2 separate regions of the Mus musculus genome follow, and region 2 is linked to region 1. Evidence: chromatin loops called from intact Hi-C (ENCODE). Cell type or tissue: left cerebral cortex. All regions are shown on one strand.

The links. Hi-C counts contacts between places; a loop is a spot of excess contacts. Peaks named below come from ENCODE experiments on the same cell type or tissue, not always from the same donor. Only the 100,000 strongest peaks of a DNase experiment are listed, where the experiment ranks them.
Region 2: a loop joins it to region 1, with 6 times the contacts of the local background. A loop is called at or near these places in 6 of 42 quality-filtered maps.

What each region holds. Positions count from the first base shown.
Region 1 is chr15:95,271,318-95,273,817 of GRCm38, forward strand. All of the region lies in intron 15 of Nell2 (NEL-like 2), which reads right to left. Among named protein-coding and RNA genes, the nearest start is that of Gm31075, 69 kb to the left of the region's middle. In left cerebral cortex, a CTCF peak has its summit at 1,030 (motif pointing right); a DNase peak (open chromatin) is centred at 1,080.
Region 2 is chr15:95,525,106-95,527,605 of GRCm38, forward strand. It overlaps Nell2 (NEL-like 2), which reads right to left. Exons shown (of 20, transcript NM_001356951.1): 2 at 2,172-2,300. Among named protein-coding and RNA genes, the nearest start is that of Nell2, 1.7 kb to the right of the region's middle. In left cerebral cortex, a CTCF peak has its summit at 1,082; DNase peaks (open chromatin) are centred at 1,097, 1,821 and 2,333; H3K4me3 peaks cover 2,500 bases; H3K27ac peaks cover 2,106 bases.

The DNA of each region.
Region 1 (2,500 bases):
CAATATAAAGGAAATATATTTGAATCAAGAGGAATTACTGCTTTATGGATATTTCTTTTCTGTTCATTTTGCCAAGAACGCTCTTGCTCTGACGTTTGTGCCGCTGGCTCTTCCATCACCGTTAGATGTGCTGAAGAAGTCACCGAAGCCTTAAATATCTAATAGTGCAGTCACCCAATGTGTTAACGTTTTTGTCTTCTATGAATGTTTCATGTGTGCTTTCCTCATTAGGGAAAATGCTATATATTATTTTCTAAGACATTTGATACAGAATGCTCAACATGCTGACACCAAACGCAGATCTTTGCTTTCTGGCTTCTTGTCAAGTTCTATATTCTGTCAAAGGTCATGTAGGATGAATTCAGTAAAAATTAAAAGGCCCATCCTGCTTGCTTCCCTATGTTTTATCTCACACATTACATACATGTTACTTATATGTCTGGCTCATGGTCTGCCTCTTTTCTCTAAACGTAAGCTCTGTGCATAGCACAGTATTGAGCACATAATAGAAGAACATACTTGTTCAATGGATGAGTGATTCAAAACAATCTATGAGTAAGGACAGCTGGGCCTTACATTGGCTGTTCTTAGTTGCTCTTCCAATTACTTAAGTTGGCAGAGCCTTATAGAGACAGAGATACCATGATAACTGAAACAGGAAGACTTAATTTCCATCATGCACTGGCATTCAGATAATTGTACAATGTCTTGTGATTTTTGGTTGTTAGAGGTTTGGAAGCATGTGACAAGTGTCTAGGCTTGTGCTTGTGGCACAGGGTGCAGACACCGGCCCATACCTGGCAACAACTTTGGCACATAGGTAATGTATAAGAAAATGTGACAAGATGAAGTCTTGTCCACCATCTTGGCTTCGGTTGTCCAGTGGCTCCAGTCTTAGGTAACTTATGACGACTGTGGTTTACTTGTTGAATATAGTGAGATTGAGTGATGAGAAATGTGAACTTATTTTGACAAAGTGCACAACTCTTTCTTGGTGCCCTTTATAGCCTGTGAGGCTCAGAGCACAGTGTCTCAGAGCACCAGAGGGCAGCACACACTAACTTTCTCCTCTGCCAGAAGGATAAGGACAGCAATCCACCCACAAAACCTTCCACGCAAAATGTGTCCTGCCTACAAGATGTGAAGGGGCAAAGATAGAGCAGAGATTCAGGGAATGGCCAACCAATGACTACCTCAAATTGAGACCCACCCCATGGGCAAGAAGCAATCCCTGGCACTATTAATAACAGCATTATGCTTGAAGACAGGAACCTGTCCTCTGAGAGATTCCACCCAGCAGCCTATGCACAGAGATGCCTTGTATCCAAATATTAGATGAAGCTTGAGAGGCTTAAGGAAGAGTTGGGAGGATTGAGGGACCCAAAGAGGAGAGGGACTCCACAGGAAGACCAACAGAGTCAACTCATCTGGACCCTTGGGGGCTCCTAGAGACCGAATCACCAACCAAAGAGCAATCACGGGGTGGACCTAGGTCCCCTTCACATACATAACAGATGTGCAGCTTAGTCTTCACATGGGTCAACAACTGGGGCAGGGGGTGTCCTTGAGCCTACTGCTTGCCTGCCAGTAGACCCTCAGTCTCTAACTGGGCTGCCTTGTGTGGCCTCAGTGGGAGAGGATGCATCTAGCCCCACAGCGACTTGACGGGAAGGGCTGGGGGTCTATTAGGGGGATGACACCCAGGAGGGCTCTCGAAAGAGAAGAGTAAAGTGAAATGGGAGGATGATTTGCATGGGGGGGGGGATTCTGGGAGGAGAGGAAGGAGTGATATTGGATTGTAAAGTGAATATATAAATACATTTAAATTAAAAAAAAACACACAACTTTCTCCACTGTCATTAGCGTCTGTCTGTCTGTCTTCAAGTAGACCGTCTACTTCTCCTCAGTTTCCCATTTACTCCCTTGCTTCTCTCCATATTCTCCCAAACAACCCCCAGGCCCTGCAAAACCTGCCATAGTTAATAAAACACAAGATGTTTTTTGTTTGTTTGTTTGTTTTTGTTGGATCCTAACCAAAACGTTAGTGATGCATTTCCTCTGGCTTCCACAGACCTCAAATGCTTCAGCACACTCTAGACTCCACTGGCCCTCTGCCCAGCGCATTGGCCTACTTGCCATCCCTTAGCTGTGCCATGATGCCCCCATCCTAGATCCTTGGCACACAATTTCCTCTGCAAAGGATACCCTGCCCTTTCAAGTTACGTGCTGAACCCTTGCTCCCTAGTGTCTTAATCCATCCTAGTCATGTAAGTGGATGTGTCAGGCCTGTTCCTGCCCCAGAAAGACTGAGGGTTGAAGTTTCTGTTGAGCTACACACTGGCTCTGACTGACCCTTAGCGCTGTGTAGCACACCTGCAAGTCATTAGGGAGAGTGCTTGTTCAGGCTTCTGTCCCTTCTAAGGCCAAGGGTAAAATGGCAAACATCATCCTCATCACCAATGCCTACACCATCATCATCACTACCTTACTCCCAGGCAAG
Region 2 (2,500 bases), 250 kb after region 1:
AAACCTGCTGCTTGCCTGGCGTCTGAGGAAAGACCTTGCCAGGGAGACGCAGAACCACACATCAGTCACTTGTCACTGACTTCGGAATTCAAATCTTGTAAGAGAAGTTACTACAGTGCAATCAATACATCAGGAACGCAAGCCTTACAAGGACACAGCGGACAGTAAATAGCGGTTCAGACACAAAGAGACTTAAGGTGGCAGGAAGTGAACTTTTGCATCTTTGAATGAAAACTATTTGTGAAGCATTTGCTCTTTCTAGTATTGAGCTCGGTATTAGCTAAAAAACAAAAGAAGTTCACTGTTGGAAACTGACATCCACCAACTGAGCACAATTCAAAGAAAACATATGACATTAGCCATGGTTATTTTTTTAATCACAATGCATACCTTAAAGAAACTGGCTATTTATGGCGAAATAAATATTGTTTTAAATGAACCAGAAAAGAAACTGATACCCTAAGACTATTACCTAGAAACCGTCATACTGTTCAATATATAATTGTCCGATTGTCCCACATAAAATGTACATTTCTGGTTTCTACTTGTGACAGATGGACACTTTGTATAGGAAGTACCCTTAGGAAGGCTAAAGGGAGCCTTTGAGGTTATCATAACAATTCATTACAATGCAGACCATTATTGGAAACTTGGTTTGTTATGCTTTCTATTTACCAAAACTATCAAGTCCTAAAATATTGAGTTCCTGTTCTAAGAGACTAAAATTGAAAGATAGAAATAACACAGAGAATGAGTCTAAAGCCTACCCCTAATTACATTTCTATTCAACTGAATTTTTGCTGACAATTGAGCTCTATTTCCTTGATTACATTTAGCTATTGTCTTCAGTATCCCAGCCCCACCCTCCCCAAAGCATCTCGGAGTAAAGAAAATATCATAAACACTCGTTGCAATAAAAACACTCATTAACAACCTTAACTGAAACCCATTTTTAAAGAGCTTACGTTTTAATTTATTATGAACACAAATTCTTCTTAAATGCAACACATGTCAGTTTTTCCCTCTCCCTACAGAAAGCTCAAGAGCTGCTGTCCATGGTGACATGCACTGGCTGAATGAGGCAACAGCGCCACCACAGAAACATCCAAGTTGCCTACTATGTCTGCTTCTTGATGGCAGATGTGCTGGGTTGGTTGCATTTTGCATCGCCAACGTTTCAGTAATTATCAGTTGCATTTTGATGGCAATTTGAAGCCATAGCTCCCAATAGCAAAAGAAACACATAACACACACACACACACACACACACACACATGTATGGTGGTGGGAGGATGCCTTGATCTTCAGGATACAGGGCATCCCCAGTGCCTCTTTTTAAATTCCATCTCCTTGGACAGTTTAGCCCCCTTTTACACCCTCGGGCTAAGCACCTTCCCACAAGGCGAGAAGTTTTCAAAAGCTTTACTCAATCAATTTGCAGGCTGGCTTTTTTTTTTCTGAAATTTTGTTCTGACTAAACAGTATATTCAAATATGATTTGAAGTCTGGACAGTAATGAATAGCCAATATCCACTGAGTTCAAAAAGAAAAAAAAGTTTTAAAATTCTACACGTACAATTATGGTGATATAGGGCTATGCTTCTGTGAACGTCCCCTTGAAATGATTTCAAAATAATCGTAGCAGTAGCATTGCCTTCCCCTCGCCGCTGATCGGCACGGGAGAATGGGGAGCGCTCCATGGTAACCGTGCTTCAAGTACAGACATGTGCAGTAAAAATACCATAAAGGAATTCCTCTGGTCAGGCACCACAGCGCCGAAACTTTGGGAGGTCAGTATTTTAACCAAGATTGAGCTATCTTGTTTCCTTCCCAAATCCATTCCACCCAAATGAGGCGTTTGTGTTACAATTTATTGTTCCCTAGACGCCCAAATCACCCATCTGCCTCTGGAGTTTCTAGTCGGTAATTAAGGCACTATCCATTAGAACCACCAAGTGCACCAAGTAAGGAGGAGGAAAAGGAGTGCGAGGGGGAGGAGGGGAGGAGAAAGAACCCACTTAAAAAGAGTCAGACCCTGAGCTCACAGAGACCCCCTCGCCCCAGCTGGGACTCTCCGCCCGCTCCGTGCAGCGTGCAGCGCCAAGCCAAGTTACCAGAAGCCGCAGAGCCAGCTCCCCGCAACACACATGGGGCTCCACACTGGGCCATACCTTGGAAGAGGAAGGCTTTCGTCCCATTATGCAGTCCCGGGACTTGGCGCACTCCATCTGTAGACTCCCCAAGTTCTAACTCTGTTAAGACGTCAATCTGTAGGGAGGGGTCCACACCAAGCCCCCAAACTGGTGGGAGTGGGGAAGGGTAGGAAAGAAAGAAAGAAAGGGGGCCATTAAAACGCAAGCTTCTACAGCAGCAAAGAAAGCACGCGTCTTGGCGACGATATTGGAAGTGCTGACAAGAGGCAACTCGCTCCTCCACAGGGAGAGCCTTACCTGGACGCGCTGTCAAGCTTAAAATAGCAGAGCGCTGGGTCCCATCTCCT